Regions from separate parts of the Homo sapiens genome. Here region 1 is linked to region 2. Evidence: read pairs that join two places in POLR2A ChIA-PET (ENCODE). Cell type or tissue: MCF 10A. All regions are shown on one strand. Each heading gives the region's core, and the rest is flanking DNA. Links, peaks and the distances in the headings are about the cores only.

Evidence for each region. Peaks named below come from ENCODE experiments on the same cell type or tissue, not always from the same donor. Only the 100,000 strongest peaks of a DNase experiment are listed, where the experiment ranks them.
Region 1: POLR2A ChIA-PET joins it to region 2 with 5 read pairs; 3 of 35 experiments call an interaction of 5 or more read pairs at or near these places.

The regions. Positions count from the first base shown.
Region 1 is chr3:36,728,412-36,737,434 of GRCh38, forward strand. It overlaps DCLK3 (doublecortin like kinase 3), which reads right to left. Exons shown (of 5, transcript NM_001394672.2): 2 at 8,797-9,023. Among named protein-coding and RNA genes, the nearest start is that of DCLK3, 32 kb to the right of the region's middle. In MCF 10A, for the core only: no CTCF peak of the experiment used is centred there; no DNase peak of the experiment used is centred there.
Region 2 is chr3:36,965,504-36,974,526 of GRCh38, forward strand. It overlaps the pseudogene RNU6ATAC4P. Among named protein-coding and RNA genes, the nearest start is that of EPM2AIP1, 23 kb to the right of the region's middle. RefSeq lists enhancers at 4,246-4,295, 4,386-4,445. In MCF 10A, for the core only: no CTCF peak of the experiment used is centred there; a DNase peak (open chromatin) is centred at 4,548.

The DNA.
Region 1 (9,023 bases), core at 2,928-6,927, 240 kb before region 2:
TGAATCCAGGTGGACCAAGTGCAGAAGATCTGCCCTCAATATGGATGAGCAGCATCCAGCCGGCTGGGGGCTTGGATAGAACGAAAGTAGGGAAAAGGCAATTGGTGTCTCTCTGTCTCTCTCTCTCTGCACTCCCTCCTCCCCCTCCTCCTGGGACATCAGAACTGCAGGCTTTCTAGCCTTTGGGCTCCAAGACTTATACCAGTAACCCCTGGGTTCTCAGGCCTTCAGACTTGGGCTGAGCCACGCTACTGGTATCCCAGGGTCTCCAGCTTGTGGACAGCCAGTCATGGGACTCCTCAGTCTCCATAATCATGTGAGCCAAGTCCCCTAATAAATCCCCTCTCATACATCTCTATAAACATATATCCTATTGGTTCTGTCTCTCTAGAGAACTCTGGCTAATACAACAACCAAGGATGCTCTGGTGAATCCTTACAGGACCTGTTCTCCTGGTCACCCTCCCTCACTCATCCCTATTCCAAGTGCAGCCCCTGGACCCTGGACCAGCACCATCAGCATCTCCTGTGAGCTGGTTACAGCTCTCAGCTGCCCCAGAGCCCCTGAAACAGAATCTGCATTTCCTCACAACCTCAGAGAGGTCTGTGTCCACAGTAAAGTTCTGGATGGCCCCCATGATGCCTTTCTTAACCAAGAATGCCCAGCACCAAACGCCACACACCAGGTGTGATTCGATCAGAGCAGAGGACCTCAGGACTCTCGGCTGACCAGGCACTGGGTGGTCATCAAGACAGCCAAAGACCCCATCAAATGACCCACTTCAGTGTCCCTGCCTGAGAAAACCTTTCAGGGTTTTCCCGGGTTGTGTGTGTGTGTGGGGGGGGGGGGTACAAAAGCCCCCTTTACACACATCTCACTTTGCCCTCACCCCACATCTCCCTGTATCTCTTTTGCAGCCTAGCTAAACTCGCTGCTCTGGGCCATGTTCTTGCTGGGGCTCATTTTCGGTTGTTCCCTAACTGAAAGGGTGTAAGAGGTTGCTTTACATGGCACTGTAATGACTGTTATCTGTCTGCATCTATCATCCTTTTCCAGCCACACCAAAGTGTCATGCTTGGAATTCAAGTGGTCTACATTATTTACGTAGGCATTCAGATAGCATCTGGATAATCTGAAAGCTTCAAGAAGAATCTTTATTTTTCTGAACAATTAACTCTGCTCTCTCCTTCAATGGTACCTCAATTTAAATGTGATCTTGCAATTCTCATCTCTGAACAGAAGATGGAAGCAGAGTACAGACCAAACAACAAGTGGCTCCCTTAAGGATTAAGACATGGATAAAGTTTATTTATCTTTGCCACCTTCTTACTTGATCCTTCATGGTTTCTCGTACTTTTTCCCTCCAAGGTCCATTTTCAACTGGCTGTGAAGAATGAAATGATCTTAGAAACCAATTCACATTAAAATGCCAATACCTAAAATCCGTTTATATTTCAACGACAGCAAAATATACCATAACACAGGCCAGGTGCAGTGGCTCAGGCCTGTAATTCCAGCACTTTGGGAGGCCAAGGCAGGTGGATCACTTGAGTCCAGGAGTTTGAAGTGAGCCTACACAACATGGCGAAACCTCATCTCTACAAAAAATACCAAAATATTAGCCACGTGTGGTGGTTTATACCTGTGGTCCCAGCTACTTGGGAGGCTAAGGTGGGGGGAGTCTGGAAGGCGGAGGTTGCAGTGAGCTGAGATCACACCACTGCACCCAGCCTGGGTGACAGAGTCAGACTGTCTCAAAATATATGTACATACACCATATATACACACACACACACACACACACACACACACACACAAACACATAAACATACCATAATACAAAAGTATGACTGAAAAAAAAAATCAGTGAGGACAAAGTCTTCCCTGGGACTTGTCACATGGCATGCTCACAAGATAAGATGCTTTTGGTGTCTGTTTATTGCATCTGCTTATTTCTACTTAATTAAAATCTCATGTTCATTCAACAAATATTTACACACTTACCATCTGCCAGGCAGTGTTTGAAATATTAAGAATAAAGTAGTGAAGGAAACAGACAAAGTTCTTTTTCTTATGAAGCCTCCTTTCTATTAATGAACAATATTCAAATAAATATGTAATCTCAGGCAGTGATAAGCGTTATGAAAAAGTAAAAGTGGGATAAGGGCTGCGTTGTCTAGTACAGTATCCACTAAGTACACATGGCTATTGGTTTTTACATGAAACTTAAAATGCAGTTCCTTAGACAGGAGGAACTGCCCATGTGGCTAGAGACTACCACATTGGGCTATGCAGATACAGGAAATCTGTATCTCCATCATCACAGAAAATTCTACTGGCAATGCTGGCACAGTGGCAGGAGTTCTTTTTTTTTTAATAAGGTGGTTAAGGAAGGACTCACTGAGGAAGCAACATCTGAAAGAAGGCAAGGGTGAGCCATATTAAGATGTGAGGAGCAAGTTTTCAGGTAGAAGAAACAGCAAATGTGAAGGCCGAGGGGCATGCATGGTTTGATGTAGCAAGCAGGGGCAGGAGCAGGGCGAGTGAGGAGCTGAATGGCTGGAGAGTGGCTTTGAGAGGAAGATGGAGTCCACATCATATAAGACCTTCCAGGCCATGGAAATGACCTTGGCTTTTATTCTGAATGTGAATGCGAAGGGAAGCTAATGGCAGCTCTGAGCAAAGAAGTCACTGTAATGCACTGTCTTTTTAACCCAGTGTCTGGTCAGAGGTGGCCAGCCCAGCTGATGAAGGAATGGACTTTGGACTGTAGGTGTTTCCTGAACTTGATAGCCTCATATTTCACAGTACACTTTACTTCACCACCTAGTCATCCAATCAGATGATCATCTCAAATTCAACATGCCGGAAACTGATTTCACCTCGACCCTGCTTCTCTCCCACAGTTCCCCAACCCAGAGAATGGCTCCATCATCACATAAAGATGCTGTCATATCTCCCAACTTAAAAAAAAGACAACCCTTATTTTCTCTGCATCCCTCTTTAGCTACTGTCCATTCTATGATCTCCTTCGTGCGTGCACACACACACACACACACACACACACACACCCTTGAAAGAGGTGTCTATACACACTGTCTACAGTATTCCACCTTCCATTCTATCCTAACTCAGTCAGTCTCTTATCCCCATAACTACACAGAAACCACCCTCCTCCATTAGAAAGATGGGGCCACGACTGATCCAGCTTCAGGTCATAAACATCTGTTACCCTTGAGTCTTCTCTTTCCTCATCCACAGCATTCAATCCACTCACAAGTCTTGTCTTTACCCTTAGGATGACCACTTCTCCCCATCTTTACTGCGGTCCCCAAGACCAAGCCACCATCATCTCTTGCTGGGACCATGGCTGCGGACTCCTCACTCCTTCTTTTCTCCCTCCCCTCACATAAACCCTAACATGTGGGACTTCCACAAGATGAACCAGAACCTGAGGGTTTCTGTTGCAATTAGACAACTAGACCTGAGACCTCAGAAACTTGAGATTTACTAAGCTGTTTCCTTAGCTTAAGAGCATTTTCCGAATGCCCTTAAAGACTTTTAAGAAAGTTAATCTTAGACCCTCAAATGGCTCACAAGAATATACTCTTTTAGACAGGTGATAACATACATGAACACAGGGATTAAGCGGACTAAAGGAAGGTGCTGTTATGTTCATTTACCAAATGACCTGAACTTCAGGCCTCCTTGATGAAATGAGGTCACAGTTTTAGAAGATATCCACCAAGTTGATAAATAGGAACCATGCTTTAAAATTGTTTTTGTTGCTGAAAATTTACTACAGACAGTAACTTATTAGACGCCTATCCTTTTAGGTGGATGTTTCGAAAGTAACTTACAGAGGAAAGAAAACCTCAGTCCTCAAGATGATCCAGTATCTATAATTTTGAAGACTTTGAGAAATTTCCTGTAACCTCTGCCTATGTGGCCAAACCCTGGAAATACATAAGTTCACTGAGTGTACAGATACTATTATTGTCCTGGAAATTGCTGAAATGGATACTGAGAGCCTGTCTTACCAATGTAAACCTACAGTCATAACTGCAATGATTTCTGACAAGAATATACCCCGCAGTTCTCCAGAGGAGTTCAATCTCTTACATAACAGCATTCTCACTGACTCGATCAAAATTGGCCAATGACCTAAAGACTTGTGTCACTGTACTTTTTCTTTGGTAATTTCATGTTATTGCTGAAATTCACATTTATTTATTTTATTAAGTAGAGCTTAAGTATACTTCATAGTTGTTACTAGTTTTTTAAATTAATGTGATTGGGGTATAAATGCATTCATGAATACTTGGACTATTAATGAGAAGACATGAATACCTCTGTCTTGGAAGCTAAGGGAAAGGAGATTGAAAATGAAGCTGTTAGAAGAGAAATCTTGCTGATCAAGGAGAATTATGCATTGCAGAACCAGTGACTACCATAGCAATAATCAGTGACTCCTTCTTGTATAGCAAAATAGAAGAGAAAAAGAACTTACAGAATTCAGACCAAGAAAGTGATTGAACAGGTTCATGGTAAAGGGAGAATGAGCAGGAAGTGTGGCCGGCTACTCTTTATCCTTCTGGATTTTCCCTGCCACCCTTAGGGACACCAGTCACTGCCCTGTCCTAGTCATATTCACCAGTAAATATACAGACAAGCCCGTTTCTTCCTAGAACCAGCAGGAGGCCAGAAAGAGGGTACAACCTTTGTCCTTGACCAAGCTGAGACCTGTTCCCACCATCACCACCACCATCTCTCCTGGATTTCAGGGATCTCTGCTCCCAGCACTCCAGGGCTGTAACAGCTAGTCTGGGGGCAGTAGCAGAATTGGAGACATGAACATCCTATATGCTAGTGGAGGTGTAGCAGCATGCCCACCCTGCTCATTCCTTTCCACTCTGTTTCCAGTGCAGGAACACATCCTTCTCTTCCCCTTATTCTGGAAGAAATGTTCTCAAATGACCGTGCTCAATGTTCATGTCTGACACCTCTTCAGTCCCTTCCCCCATCCTGCTCACCCAGCTTTCTTTGCTGGATATAATCTCTCAGCCATCAGCTATAAATAACCTGGCCTTTGCCCTTCCACCCTCTGTGAGCTGGTCTAATCATCATCATCACTACTCCAGCTCCTGTTTGCTTCCCCACTTCCTTCCCCAGAGCCCAGCCAACACCACCCAGCATATTCCAACTCCTCCAAGGAGCACACACTGGCAGAAGCAGCAATTAACACTGGTATTTCTGCAAGCTGGAAATTCTTATAATTAAAACTTCTTTTGTAAGATCTCAGGAGTCTAAATAACCCTAAGGGAAGAAGAGCACCATCATCTTATCAGGAAATGTAATCAGTAGAAATAGATAAACTCAGGAATATAGGCCTAAAATTTTACTCTAGGGCACAATTATCAGATATAAATATTTCTGTTGATTAAAACATGAAAGCTTACTATATTCATTAGGAGCTTTTAGCACATACAGATAGTCTCTAAAAGCAGCAACACTTACAATCAGCCATGTAATCAAAAGTTAGTTCTGACATAATCACTTCCCGAAGCTTAACAAAGACAGGTCTTAATGGACACAGCAGCCATCCATTAAAGGAAGAAACAATTAGTTTGACAATATAAAGCTTATCACAAGTGTAAAACATTAAATTAAAGGCAACTGAAGAACACCAACTTATGGACAGCAGTCACCAATGTGATATTTATGAATATTTTAAATCTTAGAAGGCCAAACAAATTTGCAATGTAATTATATCAGCAACTTTAGAGATAACACCTTGCTAAACCCAGACAATGAGTCAACTGTCAATCCAACATTATCTCTACCTCTGTCTGAAAAACCAAAAAGCGCTGACATCAGATAGCATTTAGACTTCTGACATAACAATATGTTAAACTTTACTCACCCAGAAAAAGGATAAACATGTTTTATAAATGTGCCAGACCTGTCCACTTTGATAAATGCAAGCTGACAAATTATCCACAGGAAAACAAATATATTAACCTATTCCACATAAGATGGCTCAAATATGCAGCTTTCTACAGTTTCTGAAGAAGCCATACCACCACAAAAAAAGTTATTTTATTTGAAATATATATATATGGACTATATACATATATATGTATGTATACACATATACACATATATATATGGACTTTCTTCAAAATCACAAAAAAGAAAGGGTCTACATATCAATTGGGATCAATTCCAATAAACAAAAGCTCATGCATTTAGGCTGAAAAAATTATAACCACTCTGTAGTTTGCCTTCTCTCCCTCTCTTTCTCTCTCTGTCTCTCTCTCTCTCTCACACACACACAATTCCATTGCCCCAGAGCACTAAAACATGCATGTACTGACATTTAAACCATGAAGAACTACCCAGAGGCAAGTAGCTTGTCCATATTAAACATATTCCTTGCTGTTTTCCTACTTCCTCAAACCACCCTCCATGTGATCTATAACAGTGCTGACTTTCTCCATCTCAAAAATAACTGATAAATCCCTTCACACAAATGAGAGCTTCTATTGCCCAAGAGATGGGTGGACTCAACCAACTGGTTCCAGGATCTTGTTAGAAAATGCAAACTAAGCTAACTGTCTCCAAAAGAAAATCATCTCATTCCACATAGCTGAGAACTTGTATAACTGTTTTAATGCTATAGTAGGCACATGACTGAAATGTTCAGCTCGTGGGACCTCCTCAGGCCTCGAAAGGGATCTCTCCTGCTTAGACAATTCGGTGAAAGAAGCAGAGAGTTGTTAAAGAACACTGCTCTGTTGCAATTGCAAAGTGTCCATAATAAAGAGTGTACAGTACATTGCACATGGAAGACATCTGGGCTCAGACCCAAAAGACGGGAAGAATCAAAAAGCGAGTAGAGAAAGGAAAAAGACATCCAGCTAATGCAAAAAATGAAATTGTTCAAAGAGAGTTATTTGATGGTAATTCAGACCCCTCATCCAACCAGTCAAACTGCTTCTGTAATTCTATGAGTTAGGACAAAAACACAAAAACAAGGTTGCTCGACTTAGTGGTCAATGTAGACCTCATTTCACTGGATAATTAGCTTGACTCACTCAGTGTTTCACCTGCTTGTGAGACCAGTTTACAGACAGGCAAATGCAACTGGGATGGTGTCCCCAGGCTGAGTTTACAGCCATGGAAATTAAAGAAAACAGTGTAAATCCCTTCCCCCACCTTCCCAGCTTCCTGCCAAAATATGGCCCATCAAAATCACTGTGCTCATTCACTATTGCTTTGTCTGCAATGATGTGACTTTGAATGCTTACTCATGATACTCACCTTGATATCAGGGTTGTTTTTAATGTAATAATAGTGATAGTCTCTGCCACTGATGGAGTTCTTGCTGTTTCCCAGGCAGCATGGTATGGCCTTTAGGCATTCATACAACTCACATGTATTAAATGTCGACCAAGTGACAGAACTGTTCTAGGTTTGGGAGCACAATCTGAATGAAACAAAGTCCATGCTGTCATGGAACTTTCTCTCCAATAAGAGGAGGGAGACAGAAAGGCAAATATAGACTCTATCAAGTGGTGATTGGGGCGATAAAGAAGAAAGTGGGTGAACGTGCCAGAGGGTGACAGTGTCATCCTGACAAAGACCTCCTGGCACACACTTGTACTCAAACACACTAAGTTTACCGACTCATTGTCATAAGGGAGAACACGTACTGTTGGAATCTGGGAATCAAAGTAAGAGAGTGTTTAAAGGACTCATGATAATATGTGGGCTGTGTTAGATGATTTTGGGGGAGGATTCATGAAAGCAGGGTTTTGCTCTGGGCTGGATAGTGTCAGCACGTGGGGGTAATTCTATAATCAGGTATCTTAATAATTCTTACATGAAGGTAGGAAGGATGAAGCAACGCAGTCAGTCACTCACAGCAGCCACAAAGGGGACATGTGACCTTATATGTGGTTTGGACAATATTCTTATTTTTATCTGCATTTGGACATCAGTATAAAGGGGTTTTGCTTTTGTCTTGATCCATTATGGTCAGAGTGGCCTTATCTGATGTTGTGATCTGTGAAATTGCTTATGCTCAACAGAAGAATGGCATAGCTGAGATAAGGGTGTCAGGCCAGCTCCCAGCTGTCAAGGGTTGCTTTTCTTTTTCCCATACTCAAACTGCAGGCATCCTTCCAAAACAGGCACCATTACCATCTCTCTTTTACAAAATGATGAAACTAAGGTCCAGCAAGATAAAGGACTTATCTAAGAGCAAGCAACTAAGAAAGCCAGGATTCAAACCCAAGTTATCTGACCACAGAGCCAGCCTCATCGGCACTCCTTACACAGACCCTTACAGTGCTGCACCTTTTCACCTTTTGAGCTGCTTAGCAAAGCATTATCTTCAAAAAGACCAAAGTGGCATCTCAGTGGGAGGGTGGATGATGCACACAAAGCCTCGAGGGGAAGCTGCCATCAGTAGGCATCCCAGTACCTAAGTGCCAAGAAATTAAGTCCACGTAGTCACTATCAAGACAAAAGCATTTTTCTCCCAGAGATGAAGAGACATTTTCCATTTTATTTAAATTGGAAGGTTTCTTTTTCTGTAAGTTAATCAAAACTAATTTATCTCAGCAACTTATGACCTATAACCATAGTTTTAAATACTGGAACAAGTATGTTATAATAACATAAAAGTAAAATTCTAGTGTGTAAAGGTGACAGAGTATAAAACAATTAATATCAATTTTATCCCATATTCTAAAAACACCCTCTCCCATATCATCAAAAGTCAAGGCTTACCAAAAGGTTTTCCGGCTTGAGGTCCCGGTGGACAATGCTCTTGTCGTGCATGTGGACGAGGGCTTTGCATAAGTCCATGATCATGAGGGCAGCATCGGGCTCCGGGAACTTCACACTTTCTATGATGGCGTCAAAAAGGTCTCCTCCCTGCACGTACTCCAGGATCAGGTAGATTTCCATGTCTGTTTCGTAGACTTCATGCAATTTCACGATGTTGGGGTGAGAGA
Region 2 (9,023 bases), core at 3,038-7,037:
GCAGGTAGGAGTTTGGGAAGTGGGGAGTGCTGATTGGTCAGGTTAGAGATGGAATCATAGGTGGTTGAAGTGAGTTTTTCTTGCTGTCTTCTGTTCTTGGGTGTGATGGCAGAACTGGTTGAGCCAGATTCCTGGTCTGAGTGGTGTCAGCTGATCCATTGAGTGTAGGGTCTGCAAATATCTCAAGCACTGATCTTAGGTTTTACAATAGTGATGTTATCCCCAGAAGCAATTAGGGGAAGTTCAGACTCTAGGCGCCAGAGGTGGCATGATCCCTAAACTGTAATTTCTAATCTTGTAGCTAATTTGTTAGTTCGCAAAGGCAGACTGGTCCCCAGGCAAGAAGGGGGTCTTTTCAGGAAAGGGCTGTTATTAATTTTGTTTCAGAGTCAAACCATGAACTGAATTCCTTCCCAAGGTTAGTTTGGCCTACTCGCAGGAATGAACAAAGACAGCTTAAAGGTTAGAAGCAAGATGGAGTTATTTAGGTCTGATTGCTTTCATTGTCATAATTTCCTCAGTCACAATTTTGCCAAGGCGGTTTCATGATCATGCAACTGCACTCCAGCCTGGGCAACAGAGCAAGACCTTGCCTCTAAAAAAAGTAAATAAAATGGTTAAAATGGAAATTTTTATATTATGTGTATTTTACCATGATAAAAAAAATGAAAGAAAACTGGTCTAGCTTTATTAATATGAGACAAAACAGAATTTAGGACAAAAAAATTAGAGAGGACCACTTAATTATGATAAAAGCTTCAAGTCATCAGGAATAATTAACATTGGTACAAAATATGTATGTACCAAATATTATTGCCTTGACATGTATAAAGCAAAAGCTGTCAGAATCACAGAGAAACTCACAATCCTTGCGGGAGATTTGAACAAAATTATCTCAGTAACTGATAGAACAAGCAGTCAAAAATTTTCTTTCGGCCGGGCGCGGTGGCTCACGCCTGTAATCCCAGCACTTTGGGAGGCCGAGGCGGGCAGTTCACGAAGTCAGGAGTTCGAGACCAGCCTGGCCAACACAGCGAAACCCTGTCTCTACTAAAAAATACAAAAAATTAGCTGGTCATGGTGGCGGGCACCTGTAATCCCAGCTACTCGGGAGGCTGAGGCAAGAGAATTGCTTGAACCCGGGAGGCAGAGGTTGCAAGGAGCCTAGATCACGCCATTACGCTACAGCCCAGGCGACAGTGCGAGACTCTGTCTCAAAAAAAAAAAAAATTTTCTTTCACATCAGGGTGAGAAAACTCATACAAAGATCTTCCTAGCAGCATTATTCATGACAGCCTCAAACTGGAACCGACCTATTAATAAATATCTATCACTAGTAGAAGAGATAAACACATTGTATTAGATTAATCCAATGTAATACTGAACAGCAATGGAAATGAAATGAACTGTAGGTACATCCAACAACATGGATGAATTTCAAAACATAATGCTAAGCAAATAAAGCCAGACTCAAAATAATATATGCTGTATTATTCCATTTACGTGAAGCTCAAAAATAAGCAAACTAAATTATATGTGTAGAGAAGCATATTTATTTGATAACATTATTTTTATAAAGCAAGAAAGTTATTTCCATAAAATTCAGAATTGTAGATTTTTTTTTTTTTTTTGAAACAGAGTCTCATTCTGTCGCCAGGCTGGAGTGCAGTGGCATGATCTCAGCTCACTGCAATCTCCGCCTCCAGGTTCGAGTGATTACCCTGCCTCAGCCTCCCTAGTAGCTGGGATTACAGGTGTGCACCACCACGCCCAGCTAATTTTTTGTATTTTAGTAGAGACAGGGTTTCACCATGTTGGCCAGGATGGTCTCGATCTCCTGACCTCGTGATCCGCCCACCTCGGCCTCCCAAAGTGCTGGGATTACAGGCATGAGCCACTGTGGCTGGCCTCTTTTTTTTTGAGACAGAGTCTCGTAATTGTGGATATTTCTAAGAGGAAAGAGGAACATTGGAATTGGAAAGAGACCAGTGGGCCAAAGGTGGAAAATGTTGATGTAGACTTCTAAGATTTTGACAAAATTTTGTTTTATGGCCTGGTGGTTATATAAATATTTACTGTATAACAATTCATTAAGATACACATTTGTGTTTTTTGTATATATGTGTTCTATTTCACAATCTTAAATGTTCCTTAATTAATTAATGGAGCACACCTTCAGAGTTGGGTGGGAAAATAATTCTGCCTAGAAATCCAAACTTAGACAAGCTAGCTATCAAGACTGAGGACAAACTAAAGCCATTCTTACACCTGTAAGGATTCAGGGTTTATCTACTATTTATGCTATCTGAAGGAGACAATTGAATATGTTGGCCAGGAAACCAAGTGTGAGGAGTATGTAGAAAACAGAAGATGATAGTACTAACCCTGTTAATCTAATAAAAAGAAACCCCAGGATGACTGCTTGCAGTGGGGTTTGAAAGAAATCTATTCAAATTAAAACAGGAGGTCCATGTGCTCCAAAAAGATATTCTTTTTTTTTAAATATATATATATCTTTTATTATACTTTAAGTTCTAGGGTACATGTACACAACGTGCAGGTTTGTTACATATGCATACATGTGCCATGTTGGTGTGCTGCACCCATTAACTCCTCATTTACATTAGGTATGTCTCCTAATGCTATCCCTCCCCCCTCCCCTACCCCATAACAGGCCCCAGTGTGTGAAAAAACGATAGTTAGATGCCACGAACTAGGTGGCAATGCCTTAACCGTATGTGTGTTGTCAGGCCTGAGGGCCTCTTCCATCCTTGTCAAGGGGAGTACTAACCTTCTCCCCTTTCATACAACACAAAGATATTCTTAAGACTTCTAGAATAGACCCTGAACAATTTTAGAGTAAGGAACTAATAGATATCAGTGCTTTCATGAAGAAGGCTTTTGCTTCTCCTGATGAGGGAAAAATTATAAAAATTCTAAGACAGGAAAGTTATGATCCAAACTTGAAATAAACAAATGTGGTATGAATTTGGGCAACTGTGGTTCTTTAAGAAAAGAGAATCCACCATGCAATTTTCTTTTTCTTTTTTTTTTTTTTTTTTTTTTGAGACAGGGTCTCACTCTGTCACCCAGGCTGGAGTGCAGTGGTGATCTCAGTTCACTGCAACCTCTGCTTCCCGGGGTCAAGTGATTCTCATGCCTCAGCGTCCCAAGCAGCTGGGATTACAGGTGCCCGCCACAACACCTGGCTAATTTTTGTATTTTTTAGTAGAGACAGGATTTCACCCTGTTTGTCAGGCTGGTCTTGAACTCCCGAACTCAAGTGATCTGCCAACCTCAGCCTCCCAAAGTGCTGGGATTATAGGCGTGAGCCACCGCGCCTGGCCCATCATAGAATTTTCTAGGAATATTGTCCTTTGAGAGGTCTAGGGTGATGACATAATTATACAAGAAAACATAATGTCATAACAATTTAATATTTTTAGTAATTTTAAATTTGTGTCATCAACCTACAGACAAAGGATGGGGGTTCAGGTTTCTGAACAGAATGTAAATTTTCAACCTCAACAATGTAAATATCAAAGTGAAGCTCACAGAAACCAGAAGGTAGAAGTAGGAAAAGAGATGGAGGCAAGGGTAGGGGAAAAAAGTCAAGAGACGTTAGTGAAAATTGACAGAATTAAAAACAAATAGTTTAAGAACAGAATCTAAATGTATAAAAGTAACCAATGGAAAGAAAACCAATGATACAACAAAAGTCATGGTAAAAAGAAGAAAAGGAGAAATGGGGTGGTATTAATTAGTTAAATCCTTATTAATCATAAGCAATAAGTAGACAATGCCTACAGTTGATAAATTAAGAATTAGCAATATACAGAAATATATATGAAACCAAAATAACTAATGAAAGAAAAGGAGGCTGGGCACGGTGGCTCAGGCCTGTAATCCCAGCACTTTGGGAGGCAGAGGCAGGCAGATCATTTGAGTCCCGGAGTTTGAGACCAGCCTAAGCAACGTAGTGAGACCTCATCGCTACAAAAAAACAGAAAAATTAGCTGGGTGTGGTGGTGTATGCCTGTATTCCCAGCTACTTCAGAGGCTGAGGCAGGAGAATCAGTTGAGCCCAGAAGGTGGAAGCTACAGTGAGCCAACAGAGTGAGACCATCTCAAAAAAAATTTAAAAAAATGAAGAAGGAAGGAAGGAAGAGAGGGAGGGAGGGAGCGTGGGCGGGGGGGGGGGGGTGGAGGAGGAGGAGAGAAGGAGTGGGAGGAGTGGAGAAGGAGGGGGAGGAGGAGAAGGATAAAAGGTTACAAGTGGTTGTTACTAGGAATGGGGGAGAAGAGAAGTGGGTAATGGCACTGAAGCTTTTTATTATGTCTTTCAGCATTCTCTGATTGTTCTTAAACCATCAACAGATCTCAGTATGTAGACTAAAAGGGAATATTTGGTGAAGAGATCTTCTTTCACTATTGTACACTTGCTATGGACATGTCCATGCCTGCTGCCTGGCAGGCACCATTCATTAAGTAGGCCCCTGTTGCCAAGGAAACCAGCTCTTCACTGATACCAAAGATAATGCAGAGGCCTGCCGCTCACCAAGCAACCTTCCTCATGAGCTATGCCCCCACCTTCCTGAACTGTCTCTTGCTCCTGTTTGATACTGTCATGCTGCACGAAGCTTACACTTGCTATCTCTCACTTCCCTCTTAGTCATCTGTGATGCTGGCTAAGGGAGCTAGGCCAGTCAGCAGTGACCTGTTGCCCTTGGTTTATTATAAGCAAACTGTTCACAAGAAATGAACTTCTGTTGTTTTATAAATGATATGCATCACAGAACACAGAATAATATCAAAACCACATTAGTTTTTTCATACTTGCTTCATTGACCCCAGGGGAAGAGGGGAGAGCAGGGAGAGGACTTTCTCTTTTTTTAAATACTAATTATATTGAGGTATAAAGAACATATAGTAAGTTCACAGACCTTAAGTATACAGTTTGATGAGTTTTGGCAAATATGTATACCTGTGGAACCAACACCTCAGTCAAGATATAAATACTTACATCAGCCGGGCGCAGTGGCTCATGCCCGTAATCCTAGCACTTTGGGAGGCCAAGGCAGGTGGATCATGAGGTCAGGAGATCGAGACCATCCTGGCTGTCCACTAAAAATACAAAAAATTAGCCAGGCATGGTGGCACATGCCTGTTGTCCCAGCTACTCAGGAGGTTGAGGCAGGAAAATCGCTTGAACCCGGGAGGCAGAGGTTGCATTGAGCCGAGATAGCACCACTGCACTCCAGCCTGGGCAACAGAGAGAGACTCCGTCTCAAAAAAACAAAAAACAACAAAAAAAACCATACATCGACCCAGAAAGTTCCTTCTGTCAGTAGCAGTTCACCCCCCCATGCCCCCAACCCTTGGCCTCCCTGCCTTCCCATCTCCACTCCCAACCCTCACTGCTCTGATTCTATCACCATTGTTTTGATTCTTCTGCTGTTGATCTTCATAAAACCAGTATATTTCCTTTTGTGTCTGGTTTATTTTCCTCAGAATAATGTTTTTAACATTTATCCATATTGTTATGTGTATCAGTCGTTTCTTCCAGATTAGTACTCTATTGTATGGATAGAGCCTATTTTGTTTACCCATTTCCTGTTGACAGACATTTGGTTTGTTCCCAGTTTTGGATTATAATGAATAAAGCTGCTATGAACATTCTTGAACGATGAACATTTTTGTGGACATATGTTTTGATTTTTTTGTGTAAATACCTAGGAGTGAAATTATTGAGGTATGGTATAGGTTTATGCTTAATTTTATAGAGTACTTAAACTTGATTCTTTTATTTAAAATTGTGATAAAATACACATAACATAAAATGAACCGTCTTAACTGTTTTTAACTGTACAGTGCAGTGGTACGAAGCACATTCACATTGTTGCACAACCATCACCACCATCCATCTGCAGAATTATTTTTATCTTGCAAAACTGGAACTCTGAACCAGGTGCGGTGGCTCACGACTGTAATCTCAGCACTTTGAGAGGCCGAAGCAGGAGGATCGCTTCAGCCCAGGAGTTTGAGACCAGCTGGGGCAATATAGTGAGACACCGTCTCTATAAAAACAAAATAAAAATAGACCAGGCGCGATGGCTCATGCCTGTAATCCCAGCACTTTGGGAGGCCATGGTGGGCAGATTGCCTGAGCTCAGGAGTTCAAGACCAGCCTGCCCAACATGGTGAAACCCCATCTGTACTAAAAATACAAAAAATTACCTGGGCATGGTGGCGCGCACCTGTAGTCCCGGTTACTCTGGAGGCTGCAGCAGGAGAATCGTTTGAACCTGGGAGGCGGAGGTTGCAGTGAGCCAAGATCGTGCCACTGCACTACAGCCTGGGCAACAGAGTGAGACTCTATCTCAGAAAAATAAAATAGCTGGGCGCGGTGGCTCATGCCTGTAATCCCAGCACTTTGGGAGGCTGAGGCGGGCGGATCACGAGGTCAGGAGATTGAGACCATCCTGGCTAACACGTGAAACCCCGTCTCTACTAAAAATACAAAAAAATTAGCTGGGAGTAGTGGCGGGCGCCTGTAGTCCCAGCTACTCAGGAGGCTGAGGCAGGTGAATGGCATGAACCCGTGAGGTGGAGCTTGCAGTGAGCCGAGATCATGCCACTGCACTCCAGCCTGGGCGACAGAGCGAGACTCCATCTCAAAATAAATAAATAAATAAATGAAATGAAATAAAATAAAATAAAATAAAAATAGCCAAGTATAGTGATACACATCTGTAGTCCCAGCTACTCAGGAAGCTGAGGTGGGAGGGTCACTTGAGCCCAGGAGTTCAAGGCTGCAGTGAGCTTTGAGCGTGCCATTGTACTCTCCCTGGGTGACAAAGCAAGGCCCTATCTAAAACAAACAAACAAGCAAACAAAAAACCCCAAAACTGGAACTCTGTATCTATTAAACAGTAATCTCTCATTGAGTGGTGTTAAGAGTAAAATTTTTTTTAACAAAAGAAAAAAGTAAAAAGTAAATTTTGAAAAAAGAATTAAAAACAAAAAATCTCCATTACCCCCTCCCCCAGCCCCTGGCAACCACCATTCTACTTTCTGTCTTTCTGAATTTGACTACTGCACATAACCTTATATAGGTGGAATCAAACAGTATTTGTCTTTTTGTGACTGACTTATTTCACTTAGGATAGTGCCCTCAGCTTTTAAAAGGAAAGACATTTTGATATATGCTACAACATAATATTCCATTGTATGTACATACCAAATTTTATTAACGATTTCATCTGTCAATGAACATTTGGGTTGCTTCCACCTTTTGTCTATTGTGAATAATGCTGCCGCGAACATGTTTAAGTCCTTGCTTTCACTTTTTTGTGTATACACCCAGAAGTTGAAATGCTGGATTATATGTAATTCTATTTTTAATATGAGTGACTGCCATACTGTTTTCTATAGTGGCTGTACCGTTTTACGTTCCCACTAAGAGAACATGAGTGTTCCAGTTTCACCATATCCTCACCAACACTTATTTTCTGTTTTGTTGGTGGTAGCCATCCTACTGGATGTAAACTTTATTCATTTTTCGAACCTTTTTAATATGGAATTTTCAAACACACACAAAAGATGAGAGATCTCCAGGTACCCACCACAAGCTTTAATAATGATTAACATTTGGTAGCAGGTGGACAAAGATATACCTTCTCTATAGCAGCTATAAGATCAGGGACAAACAAAGATCTATTTGGAACTCCAACTAAGAATGGTGTTTTGTAGGCTGCCTGATGAATAAGGTTAGATAACTAATGGCCAGTCTTTCAGCCTGTGCTCAAGGGATAGGATAACAATAAAGCATAGTTGGTGAAGGAGCAGCAGATAAAGGTCACAATAGATAGGCCATAAGAGAACCCTCACTATCACTTACCATTCAGACCATTCGCTTCATATTCTAACAAGTTATTTTCCTTTCATAAAAGGAAGCTGAAGCTTTTATTTGTGTTTGTGGTGCATGTGATCCATGAGAGGGGACTCAACCAGGTGCTATGTGTGAGTAGTACTTAATCCGACAGTATTAGTGGGCTGGTGGGCTTTCCTGGTTACATGGGAACCCTAGAAACCCAAGCCAAGCACAAAAGCCAAGACTGAATTCTCCAGTAAGTCACCTGGTAGCCTTGACATGCTCATGCTTAAAAAAGAGCCAGTGACCTATTAATAGGAAGCTCCTGAAATGAGTCCTCTGAACATCTGCAAGTATGGTCAGCTACACCTGAGCTGAGACTTGCCTGTTTCCCTGCCAGGAAATCATGGGCTCAGAAATGGCAGGTACCATGTGTATTAACTATATTTCCTTACTTTCTGTCTTCTTGATGTTCTAGCATCAGGTGCCTCTTTGACCTAAGAGACTTCCCCTCCTAGGACTAGCTAATTCCTAGAAATATCAAACCACTCCCCTGTAAGCATGCCATTCCTATGCAAACCAACCAATCCAGAGCCCATACTCGAAACCACTTCCTTTACCTGGCTCTTCCACACCAGAGGGCAATGTTCCTCTGTCCTAATCATTCTCAGGGCTAGATATCAGATAACTACAAATGCTCCTTGACTTATGGTGGGGTTACATCCTAATAAACCCATCATAAGTTGAAAATATCATAAGTCAAAAGTACATTTAAATCAGGTGTGGTGGCACATGCCTGTAGTCCCAGCTATCTTGGGAGGCTGAGACAGGAGGATCACTTGAGGCTGTGGTGCACTATGATCATGCCTGTGAATAGCCACTGCACCCCAGCCTGGGCAACAGAGTGAGACCTCATACCTTAAAAAAAAATTAAAAAACAAGCTCTCACCAGTCGAAGATGAGGCAACATAAGCAATAAGCACTAAAAAGAATAATGACTGCAAACCAAAATAAATAAGAAGATAAAAGTCCACAAGTTTATAAATAAAAGGTTTTATTTAAAAGCCCACAAGTAAAAAAGAGGAGAGAAACGCTAACTCCTAACTCTGAAAATTAGTAATTAAAGGGAAAGAAGCCTTCAACAATTTTT